3 separate regions of the Homo sapiens genome follow, and regions 2 and 3 are each linked to region 1. Evidence: chromatin contacts called from ENCODE Hi-C data. All regions are on one chromosome and are shown on one strand. The core of a region is the stretch at or near the end of the contact, and the rest is flanking DNA. Distances in the headings are between cores, read along the strand shown.

What was found. Hi-C counts contacts between places; a loop is a spot of excess contacts on that map. Pooled maps may share reads with other maps.
Region 2: a pooled map shows a loop between it and region 1 (14-fold over the local background). The contact joins the promoter of DENR here to the promoter of RAB35-AS1 in region 1. A Hi-C loop is called at or near these places in 4 of 50 pooled maps.
Region 3: a loop to region 1 is called in a pooled map, with 9 times the contacts of the local background. The contact joins the promoter of DIABLO here to the promoter of RAB35-AS1 in region 1. A Hi-C loop is called at or near these places in 7 of 50 pooled maps.

Annotation. Positions count from the first base shown.
Region 1 is chr12:120,114,772-120,118,647 of GRCh38, reverse strand. RAB35-AS1 (RAB35 antisense RNA 1) reads right to left here and starts at 1,741. Exons shown (of 1, transcript NR_182302.1): 1 at 1-1,741. RAB35 (RAB35, member RAS oncogene family) reads left to right here and starts at 1,895. Exons shown (of 6, transcript NM_006861.7): 1 at 1,895-2,049. The coding sequence starts at 1,998. RefSeq lists enhancers at 17-116, 1-327, 1,120-1,911, 1,912-2,704 and silencers at 829-1,007, 995-1,054, 1,145-1,494, 1,655-1,964, 2,065-2,194.
Region 2 is chr12:122,750,910-122,754,785 of GRCh38, reverse strand. It overlaps DENR (density regulated re-initiation and release factor), which reads right to left and starts at 1,962. Exons shown (of 8, transcript NM_003677.5): 1 at 1,836-1,962; 2 at 979-1,093. The coding sequence starts at 1,084. RefSeq lists enhancers at 1,454-1,513, 2,605-3,466 and a silencer at 1,654-1,703.
Region 3 is chr12:122,223,877-122,227,752 of GRCh38, reverse strand. It overlaps DIABLO (diablo IAP-binding mitochondrial protein), which reads left to right and starts at 1,701. Exons shown (of 6, transcript NM_001371333.1): 1 at 1,701-1,788; 2 at 3,109-3,241. The coding sequence starts at 1,739. LOC128125816 reads left to right here and starts at 1,189. Exons shown (of 1, transcript NM_001414998.1): 1 at 1,189-1,323. The coding sequence starts at 1,189. The coding sequence ends at 1,323. It overlaps LOC101593348 (a long non-coding RNA gene), which reads right to left and starts at 1,311. Exons shown (of 1, transcript NR_103497.1): 1 at 1-1,311. RefSeq lists enhancers at 1-555, 556-1,387, 1,337-1,631, 1,685-1,924, 1,935-1,984 and 1 more and a silencer at 1,255-1,394.

The sequences.
Region 1 (3,876 bases), core at 492-2,991:
GCTAGGAGGACCTACTGCCTCGCTGGCTGGTTAGGGCTGGGCGTGCCTCCCTGGTGGAAGGAAGGTACATACCTTCCTTCTCCCCCTCTATTTCCTAAAACTGCTGAGTCAGAGGATGGCCCTAACCTTCCCGACCAAGGGGGACTTTCTATCGGGAGCACATGAGCAGCTCTTCTCCCTAGCCAGTACCTTCAGATTCCAAGCTCATGTTATTTCGATATCACCACACTGATTCTCAGCTCCCGGAAAAACAACTCAAGGCTTGAGTCAGACACTCCATGTGTTGTTCAATGATCCCGCCTGCAACAATGTTTATTATAACCAAAAAATATAAACAGCATGAATGTCTATTAATAGCGGAGTGGTTAAATAATAGTACATCCGATGGTTATCGGATGGAGTACCATACCACGCAGATGTTAAATGATAAAAGTGTACTGTTAAATAGAAAAAGCAAGGTATGTACATATATGTTTGTACAGGCAAAGGAAATTCACTGGGGGGCACTTATTCATTCAACAAATATGTGTTAAGCATTTTAAGGTTACCTGTGAAACTAACAGGGGTTACCTGTGAGGAGTGCTTCAGAAGGAAAAATAGTAACTTGTACTTTTCAGTAAACTTCTGCACATAATTTTAAGGACGAACATTGTTTTTTTTTTTTGAGACGGAGTTTCGCTCTTGTTGCCCAGAATGGAGTGCAATGGCGAGATCTCAGCTCACTGCAACCTCCGCCTCCCGGGTTCAAGCGATTCTCCCGCCTCAGCCTCCCGGCATTGCTTTTTATAAAGTCAAAAGAAAAGGAAGTTTGATAAAACAAGTAGAACTATCCGATAAATACTCGCCTGGAAAGGGACAGGATTATAAGAAACAGGTAATAAGGAGCTTAAAACCCTCTGCAGTTCTGCAGTGAGGATGGTCGTGGGGGCATACAACTTTCCGTTTCAGGTCAGTTTAGGTAGGGCAGGTGGGAACTCACTCTAAAACGAGAAACCGGGGCTGATGACAAAATGCACACGTTTAGCTTCTGGCGGCCCAGGTCTTCCTAGCCGCAGATTCTGAGACGTGTATCTGCAGGTGGTGTGAAATTGAAGCCGGGGGAGCGGTTGCTTTCGGTCTCCGAGGTGCGCCTTGCACACTGGGTCATTCAGCTCCCAGGCTCGGCTCGGAGCTGGACCACTCCCTCCCCTCCACCAAAGAGGCAATGTGGGCTCCAAGAGGTCACAGCGCTGGGATGGGATTTCGACCCCGCGCTGCCCTCAAAGGCCACCTCCTCGCAGCTCTGCTCCCGCCGGCAGCTCCCGTTCTGTCCAACTCGGAAGCCGCCCGCCGCCCTCGGCGTCCACTCCACAGGCCCGGGGCCGGGGCCAGCTCCGCGGGGGAGGGGTCGGTGCGGAAGGGGCGGGGTACCGGGCCTTCCCCGCGCGACTCTGCCTTCTACGGCCCCGGCCCCTGCCTCTGGAAACCCGGAGCTCGTGCGAGCCCCGCCCCACGGTCGCGGCGTGCCTGTCATTTCCTCTCCGCAGGGCGTGCGGGTCTCGAAGATGAGGGAGCAACAACGTCCACGACCGGGCTTCTCCGGCACCTTGGGCTTCTTTCCGCTGGGACTCGACAGCGGCTCGGCTCCGCAAGCTCTCAGCGCCCAGGGTGGCGGCGACGACGCTCCCCGAGGAGACGCGAGGAAGACGGGCCCGCGCTTGCTGGGACTCCGTCAGGGCGCGTGCGCGACCCGGGCGCGGCCGGCTCAGGCTGCGGCTGCGCAAGGCGGTGCCAGACGCTGCGCCTGCGCAGTGGTGGGGCGGGGCGGGAAGGAGGGAGGCGGTGGTAGCGGCGGCGGCTGCTGAGGAGGAGGAGGGGGAGCGGAGGGAGGTGTTTCTGTCAGTTCCGGCTGTTTGTTCGGGAAGTGGATCCGCCGCTGCCGGAGCAGCCCGAAGGGAGCTGCGGATCGCGAGGCCAGTACCGACCCCGCCCGCCCGCGCGCACCGCCCCCGCCCGCCATGGCCCGGGACTACGACCACCTCTTCAAGCTGCTCATCATCGGCGACAGCGGTGAGGGCCGCAGCGGCCGGAGGCGGCGCGGGCCCTGCCGGGCGCGGCCCGCGGGGGCCTCGGGGCGGCAGGCGGGCGGGGAGGTGCCGGCCCGTGCGGGGCGGGCGGGCGGGGCAGCCCGGCGGTCTGGGCCCCAGGGGTGCGCCGAGGGGCTCCGGACCGCGCCGAGGGGAGGTTGGGGCGCGGGGCGGAGGGGCCAAGCGCGCCGGGTCCAGTCATCGCGCCTGTTCCTGCCTCACGTGTGACCTTGGTCAAGTCGCGCGATCTCTGGAGTTGGAGAGACGTGGGTTCGAGTCTCAGGACTACCACCTGCCTCGCGCTGACCTTGGGCAAGTTGCTTCGCCGTCCTGAGCCTCAGTTCCCTCATCTGAGAAGTGGGGATGTGCCTTGCTGGGTGGTGTGAGGATTCGATGGGATAAAGTAGGAAAAGTGCGTAGCGCCCTACCCGGTAAAGTAAGCTCGAAGTAAATGTTCACTATTGTCATTATCATCAGTATCCTTTATAAGCGTCAGTTTCTTCCCATCTAAAATGAGGACGTTCTCAGAACCTGCCTCATGGGATTGCCGTGAGGTTTAAATGAGGTAAGTCGGATAAAGGGCTTTGCACAGGGTCTGGCATATTCCTGCTGAATTATTATATCCCTGCGTGGTTCAGTTTCCTCATCTGTAAGATGGAATGATAGTTGGATCTGCCTTATGGGGTTGATGTGAGTATTAAGTGAGATTCTGCAGTGTTGCTCACAGCTCCTGGCACATAGTGAGTTGTCACTGTTTGCTGTTACACTACTATATACAGAGGGGTCCTGGGGATGGGACAGCCAAAATTATAAAAGTGCTTTGGCCACACACACACACTGCTTGAGGGCTCCTAGCTCTGATCACTGCTCTAGCTCCAGTGCCTAGAACAGTGCCTGGCACCCAGTACATGCTTAAGACATATTTGCAGAAGGAATTAATGAATATTAAGTGTCCTTCGAAAAGGTAGACTGGTTTCTGGGAAAAGGTGGAGGGTTTTAGAGCTGTTTGGAGTGTGGCAGGTGAGCAGGTTTATGGAGTGACCAAGAGGTCAGGAAGGCAGGCCCCAGAAGGTTTATGGGAGCGAAACTGAGGTGCTGGGGTTATATGATGTTCATGAAAGAGTCTTGGGAGCATGCTCAGTTTGTAGACCAGACCTGAGCTGAGTGTGGGGAGGGATGTCTTATGATTGGAGGCAGAGGCCAGGCTGGTGGTAGAGCCCATGGACTGTTAAGGAAAGGGGATCAAATCAAGTGAGCGGTATGACTTGGGATGTAGGAGTGTTGGGTAGCGATGTCAGAGCTAGGTCAGGGAAGTGGGTGGTTTTGGCCTCCCTTTTAAAGCTGGATGGAGATGTGGTTGGTGGTTTGGATCAGGTGAAGGATGGCTGAGGTTTCCGTGGTTGCTGGAGGAGGGGAGAGGTAAGGGGGAAAGCTGGGGGCTAACCAGGGAGATGGAAGAGTAACTGAGGTTGGGGAAGGAGGTAGAAAGGTGGAGTACTGACTGGTTATGGTTTGAATGAAGGGAAACCAGGCAAGCTCTGGAGTGTTCTCTTGGAGATGGCCTTTGGTATTCTTCAGGGTCTTGAGGCTTCTTCCTTTACATGATTTCCTTGCAGCCCTGGCCTGGGTTCTGAGGGACTGGCACTGGGGCCATTTCTCTCTTTTTGGAGTGACAGCCCGCCGTGGTCAGGAGCCTTTATCCCTCTGCAAGACATCTGGACCTCTGCGTTGATATCCAACAGTGAAAAGCCTAAACTCAGCAGGAAGATGCAGCTTGTTGGCTCTTCTCCTCTGTAAAGCCCAGGGGATG
Region 2 (3,876 bases), core at 713-3,212, 2.6 Mb before region 1:
CCAAATAATGCAGCATATTAATCTCTTGTCACTTTATTTTCCTGCTCAAAAAATGATTAGGTTGGTGCAAAAGTAACTGCAGTTTTTGCCATTACTTTTAATGGCAAAAAGATATCATTTCTCCTTCTACGGTACTTAAATGTCAGATGTGGTCTCTACTGCAGTCACAGAATGTAAGGTCCACGTGAACAAGGATCTTCTGACTTATTCACTACTCAGGCCCCAGCACCTAAAACATCACTAGGCACACAGTAAGTTCTGAGAAATATTTACTGAAAAAATATTTACTTGCCCTTTTACTGTCCTGTATCTTCAGATTTTTCTGAAAGTTTCCAAGATGCGAATACATACAGCATTTACAATTCACAAATATTTCTATATTGAAAATGAAGAAAAACACTCGAAAGTGAAAAAGATCTTGATTAAACCTAATACATATATCATGATTCAAACCAAGAAGACTTTCCTCACTGTCCTACCACCCAACACTCCAACCTCACCTTCTCCCACTCCTTAACGGGCCACCCTCCCTATACGATACACCAGACAAACTCAAAGCTGCTCACTTCTTCACAGACAGCCATCAAGCTTTTTCTTACATAGTCGTGCGCTTTGTCTGGGACGCCGTTCCCCACCTTCTCATCCAGTCCTTGCCATCCTTAACTCATAATCTTCCAAGAAGCCCTCCTTTGACAGCTAGACTAGCATACACCTTGAGGACCTTCAGGCTGAAATAACCTAGTTGCACATCCTGTTACAAATGGACTGTAAGCTTCTTCAGGCAGAGTAGCCAGACACAAATCACCCAGGTGGGGAAACTCTGTTAATTCATGCCTCCTCCTCCCCAGGACTCCTCTCCCCCAGTACAAACTCACCAAATGAAAAGGATGGGGAAGAAAGCTTACCAAATGTCAAACTGTTATTACAATGCATAAAAGTATAGTGAGTAAAAGTCATTCTGTGGCTACCAACACTTGCCTCCACAATAAAGGACTCGAAGTGGGTAATCGGCATCTAACTTGGCACTGTTCCTTGGGTCTCCTTTGCAGTCAGCCCCGCTGGATTCAGAAATGTCAGCAGCCATTTCACAAACCTGTAAGCAAGGAAAATAACACACCCTCACTATTTTAGAATCAAGACCCCAGAAGAGCAGTGTTCCTCTCAACAGAAACCTCCCCACCCCAAAGCTGTTTCAAGTCTGTTGTTGAGTGGGGGATACAAGCTGCATTCGATTCATAAAATATGAGCAATCCCAGGCACAACATCTCCTTGCTCCACAGGTCTACAGGGAAGCAAGCAGCAAATGGACCATGAAGGATGGGGCAGAGGGACTCACTAGAGAAAAACAGGAAGCAATGGGGAAGGAAAGATGGGGTGAGTACCCACGGCAGACACGGAGCAAAAAGGTCTGAGGGTGATCTGGGAGGGATGCAAACTGCAGTGAGAGAAGGGCTACAAAGGCGCCGAATGGAGAGAGGCTGGAAGTGCCTAGGAACAAGGGGTGGGTCATCGGAGAAGCCCGGGGTGCAGGGTGTGGGGGCAACTAAACGCCATGAGAGGGGCCTGGGGAGTCTAAAAAGGGCATGGGAGGGGGCGGGGTAACCAGAGCGTAAGAAGGATGAGGAGAGAAAACGAGCGCAGAATGTAAGAGCACTGAGGGGACAAGGGCGACCAGGTCTGAGGCGAAGGAGCAACCCCGGGGACGCCAGAAGGGGCCCTTGTGGGCGGGGGTGTGGAGAGGCCCGGCCCGGCCCCCTTCCGCCAGGCAGCATCTCAGCTTCCCCCACACTCTCTACGAGCTTCTCGGGAGCGGGAGAAGCACTTGGGGTCGTTACCCAGGCGGTCGCACAGGCCCCGCCGGCTCCGCTCCCGCCGCTATCGCCAGCTGAACCAACACATGCAACTCGTCTCCCCGGCCAGGGCCGCCCGAGCGCCCGACCGCCAGCAGCGCTCCCGCGAGACAATGAGCCTTTATCGCGAGATTCCGGCCGCCGCTGGGCGGATGTCGCGAGAAGCCGGAAGACGGGGGCGGAGAAAAATTGCGGAGCGTGCGCCTTGCCCTCCGGTGGGGGGCGTGGCCAAGAGGCCGAGAGGCGGGCCGCCGGCAGGCGGTGCTCGTCACCCGTTGGAGAGGATGAATCCTCGAGATGGGCGTGCCGAAGGGAACGTGACTTGCAGACGCAGAGAGCGCACCTGAGTCACAAATGACTCCCTATTAATGAGTCCGAGGATCATCGCCTCGGTGTCTGCGGTGCATCCTGGAGTCCTGACTAACCTCCAGCTACTGCATAAATCACTCCCGTGCGGGGAGATTGCAGCCGGATAGAGCGTTTGGTCGCATTTTAACACCATGCACTGAATTAAAGGAAGGTGTTCTCCCTCCCTCCCTCCCTCCCTTCCTTCTTTCCTTCCTCTCTTCTTTTCTCTCTCTCTTCGCCGGATGGAGCGTTTGGTTGCGTTTTAACACCATACACTAAATTAAAGGAATTCTTTTTTCTTTCTTTTCTGTTCTTTCTTTTCTTTCTTCTTTCTCTTCTTTCTGTCTCTTTCTTCCCCTTCCCTCCCTCCCTCCCTTCCTTCCTTCTTTCCTTCCTTCCTCCCTCCCTTCCTTCCTTCCTCCCTCCCTTCCTTCATCCTTTTCTTTATGTTTTGACAGGGTCTCACTCTGTCACCTAGGCTGGATGGAGTGCAGTTGCACAAACACGGTTCACTGCAGCCTCGACCTCCCAAGTAGTTGGGAATACAGGCGCGCGTTACCACACCCAGCTAATTTTTAATTTGTTTATAGAGGTGGGGGAATCTCCCTATGCTGTCCAGGCTGGTCTCGAACTCCCGGACTCAAGGGATCCTCCCGCCTCCGCCTCCCAAAGTGCTGGGATTACAGGCGTGAGCCACCGCGCCCGGCCTACAATTTTTTTTAATGAAAAAAAGAAAAATGTAAGAGTATGGGAATATATGGGGAAAAGAAAGATCAGATTGTTACTGTGTCTGTGTAGAAAGAAGTAGACATAAGAGACTCCATTTTGTTCTGTGCTAAGAAAAATTCTTCTGCCTTGAGATGCTGTTAATCTGTAACCCTACCACCAACCCTGTGCTTCCTGAGACCTGTGCTGTGTCAACTGAGGGTTAAATGGATTAAGGGCTGTGCAGGATGTGCTTTGTTAAACAAATGCTTGAAGGCAGCATGCGCCTTAAGAATCATCACCACTCCCTAATCTCAAGTACCCAGAGACACAATACACTGCAGAAGGCCGCAGGGACCTCTTCCTAGGAAAGCCAGGTATTGTCCAAGGTTTCTCCTCATGTGATAGTCTGAAATATGGCCTCGTGGGAAGGGAAAGACCTGACCATTCCACAGCCCGACACCTGTAAAGGGTCTGTGCTCAGGAGGATTAGTAAAAGAGGAAGGAACACCTCTGTGCAGTTGAGATAAGAGGAAGGCATCTGTCTCCTGCTCGTCCCTGGGCAATGGAATGTCTCGGTGTAAAGCCCGATTGTATATTCCATCTACTGAGATAGGGGAAAACCGCCTTAGGGCTGGAGGTGGGACATACTGGCAGCAATACTGCTCTTTAAGGCATTGAGATGTTTATGTATATGCACATCAAAAGCACAGCACTTTTTTCTTTACCATGTTTATGATGCAGAGACATTTGTTCACATGTTTTCCTGCTGACCTTCTCTCTACTATTATACCCTATTATCCTGGCACATCCCCCTGTCCGGGAAATGCCTGCTAATGATCAATAAATACTAAGGGAACTTAGAGGCCGGTGCGGGCACGGGTCCTCCGTATGCTGAACGCCGGTCCCCTGGGCCCATTTTTCTTTCTCTACAATTTGTCTCTGTGTCTCTTTCTTTTCCAAGCCTCTCGTT
Region 3 (3,876 bases), core at 452-2,951, 2.1 Mb before region 1:
AACGAAACTGTTCGCACTATAACCCCATAACCCCTTACAATGTTCAGAAAAAAACAAGAAGGGGCTTGAAATACCCACTAGTGTGCCGCCTGCTCAGCCCATCTGGGTCTGTGAAACCACATCTGAGCCCTGTGGGCTGTGGTGGCGACACAGGCAGAGGGCGGGCAGGGTTGCCAGCGCCCCGCCTGGGCTAGGAACGCCTGTGCGCAGCTCCCTGAGAGCTCGGGGACCACGCGGAGGTTGTAATTGGTCTCTAGACCACACCTAGTTGTTGAGTGCCGCTGCTTGAAAATCTCAGTTCTGCCGAGATCGCAGAATACACACAAGCTACCTTTGGGCACCAGAGCAGACAGAACCGCGGAGCTTCAGGGTGGAAGATTCGTGGAAACTTTGCCAAGTAAGTGAGGTGGGGAGAGAAGGAAGCCAGTGCCTGACACTGTGGGGAGTGGCTGGGCAAAGCAGCATTGGAGGTGTTGTAGGGTTCCTACTGTCTGATGAGCTGGTGTGGGGTTCTTACTGTCTGATGTCGTCTCTGGTGGAAGTTAGCAGGGCTGGGGCAGATGCACAGAGCACGGTGGCGGGGGTGAGCCCAGGATCGGATTGATGCCCACCCACCACCTGGCACCCTGCAGTCCCAGCTGGCCAGAAGGCAAGCATGCTGGACCACAAAGCAAAGATCCTCCAGCTCTGCTGCTGGCAAGCCTTGGGGCCAGGGGACTCACAGAAGAGCAGGTTTGGGCCTGTGCCTTCCTCCTGCCCAAATGGGTCTCTCTCCCCTTCCCCTTCCAGCCAGGGCCGCAGCTGGGGCTGCAGCTTGAGTGACGGGAAAAGAAAGGTTTACTCCACCAGCGCATTAGCGGCACTCACAGCATTAAAAATGCAGGAGGTGGTGGGAGGAGCGGGCCAGGGAGGAAAACTCATGCAGCTGCGGGGCGCGGGGAAGAGCCGGGCTTCTGCCTCCTCAGCCCGGATCAGAGCCGAAGAACGAGGGCAGTTTGGGTTGAGAAGGATTCTCCAGTGTAACCGAGAAGCGAGCGTCCAGGAGGCTGTTGGGGAGGTCGGCACTGTGGGCTTCCTGGCCTTCGTTTGCTGTTTCGAGGGCCAGGACCTCGTGTGTTCCCGTCCGCCCCTCTGGGACGGCGCCAGCCCGGCAGGCCGCCGACCGTCCTGGGGCTCCCGCGCAGCGCGATGCCGGCCTCGTCCACCGTCCACGTGCTGCAGCTGCTGCGGGAGCTGCTCGCCTTCGTGCTCCTCAGCTACACGGTGCTCATCGGGGCGCTGCTGCTGGCCGGCTGGACCACTTACTTCCTGGTGCTGAAGTGACAGCGCCGTCGCCGCGCCCGGCCCCGCCTCCCGCCCGGCCCCGCCTCCCGCCCGGCCCCGCCTCCCTAACTCACCAGGAAATTCCCTTCAAGCCCTGGCCCGAACTGAGTCCCCGCCCACCCGCCAGCGTCACGGCGCCCGACTCAGCTCCGCGCCGGACCCACCTCCGCGCCCTCAGGCCCTGCATATGCCCCGCCCCGCGCGGAAGTTCCGGCGGTTGGTTGCCTTGCGCGGCCGTTACAGCCTTTGCCCTAAGCCTCGCCCCCTTTCCCCCTGCCTGCCCAATCCCGACTGCTTCCTTGGGTGGGGGCGTGGCTATGGGGCGAGGCGCTCTCAGGTGGAGGCCGTGCCCCGCTCCGCGCTCACGAAGCTGCGTCACTTCCGGCGTGTGCGTCTGGCGTCCGCGCGCTGCACAATGGCGGCTCTGAAGAGTTGGCTGTCGCGCAGCGTAACTTCATTCTTCAGGTACCGCTGCGGCCGCGTAGAGGGGACAGGACCAGAGGGAGGGACCGACGCGGACAGCGCTGTGGCCCGGCCCACGGCGCCCGCCTTCCTTACGCGCTCATCTCTCGTCCGCCCAGCTGGGTCGCGGCGTCTCGCTCCGGTCGGGAGGACTGAGGACAGCCCCGCCTCCGCCCCCTGGGTCAAGCCCGGCTTCCTTTTCAGTTCGTCCATCTTCTAGAAACGAGTCCCCGAGACCCCGGGCTGCCTTCTTGGGGCTGCTCCGCCTCCTGACCAGCCCTCGTCAGCCACTCGAAGTCCCTGAGGAGACGTGGAGAGGAGGAGGGACACGGCATGGGGGGAGTCCGGGAAGGGAGACGAGCGTCTGAAGACGTCCTCCCGAGGGCAGAAGGGGCCGGGGGAGCTGGCGCAGGGCTCTCTACCTAGCGCTGCAGGCTCCTGGGCGATTGTAGCGGGACCGTCACACACAACTGGCACCCAGGCCAGGGGTCCAGAGCTAAATTCTGCCTGCAGGAGCGGTTATTGTGGCATCCGTTTCTAAAAAGTTTAAAGGCAACATTTTATTTTATTTTAATTTTTTTGAGACAAGATCTGCCTCTGTCGCCCAGGCTGGAGTGCAGTGGCGAGATCTCAGCTCACTGCAACCTGTGCCTCCCGGCTTCAAGCGATTCTCAGCCTCAGCCTCCCGAGTAGCTGGGATTGCAGGCGCCCGCCACCACGCCCGGCTAATTTTTTTTTTTCTTTTTGTTTTGTTTGAGACTCAGTCTCGCTCTGTTGCCCAGGCTGAAGTGCAGTGGGGCGCTCTCGGCTCACTGCAACCTCTGCCTCCCAGGTTCAAGCGATTCTCCTGCCTCAGCCTCCCGAGTAGCTGGGATTACAGGAGCGTGCCACCACTCCGGGCTAATTTTTGTGTTTTAAGTAGAGATGGGGTTTCACCATGTTGGTCAGGCAGATTTCGAATTCCTGACCTCAAGTGATCCACCCGCCTCGGCCTTTATTTACTTATTTTTTTTTAATAGACACGGGGTCATGTTGCCAGCCATGTTGCCCAGGCTGGTCGTGAACTCCTGGGCTCAAGTGATCCTCCCGCCTTGCCCTTGGCCTTCCAAGTGCTAGGATTACAGGCGTGAGCCACCAACACCCTGCCTGAGGCAACATTTTAAACTTGGTGTATGTTGAAAATTTCAAAACCCCTCAGCTGTCCTGCATCCTCATTTAGGTTCCTGCTTGGCTCGAGTTTGAGTTTACAGCCCCTGCAAGTAAATCCAAGAGCCTGTTACAGATTGGCGGTCGTGCCTTATGAAATCTGACTTCTACTTCCAGGTACAGACAGTGTTTGTGTGTTCCTGTTGTGGCTAACTTTAAGAAGCGGTGTTTCTCAGAATTGATAAGACCATGGCACAAAACTGTGACGATTGGCTTTGGAGTAACCCTGTGTGCGGTTCCTATTGCACAGGTACTGTCGTGTGCAGTGATTCTTATCTAGTGTACCGTGTCCTCTTGAAGTCTCAAGTGGGCGGTGAAGCATTAGACAAGCTACCATAGTTTTTCCCAGTGCTCCCATCCCTTCCCCCACAGTACCGGCATCTTTTCACAGTTGAGCAGATATATTAATATTCTCATTTTGATTATCTCATTTGGTAGGAACAGCACATCAAATTGTATAAAGCGAGTAGAGAGAAATAAGAGGATATTACAGTCTATCAACAAAGTAGTCTTTGATTCAACAGAAATTTATTGAGCAACTTTTATGTGCAAGACACTGAGAATGTAAGAATGAACAACAAAAAATTCTTGTTCTCACAAAAGCTTTGTGGAGATGAAAGAGGATAAAATATAAAATATCAGCTGGTGATAAATGGTGGGAAGAAAACAGGGCCGGGCACAGTGGCTGATGCCCAGGGCTTTGGGAGGCTGAGGTGGGAGGATGGCTTGAGCTCAGGAGTTTGAGACCAGCCTAGTCAACATAGGGAGACTCTGTCTCTACAAAACAGAAAAATTTAGCCGGGTGTGGTGGCTCACACTTCTAGTGGCAACTACTCAGGAGGCTGAGGCAGGAAGATCACTTGAGCCCAGGAGTTTGAGGCTGCA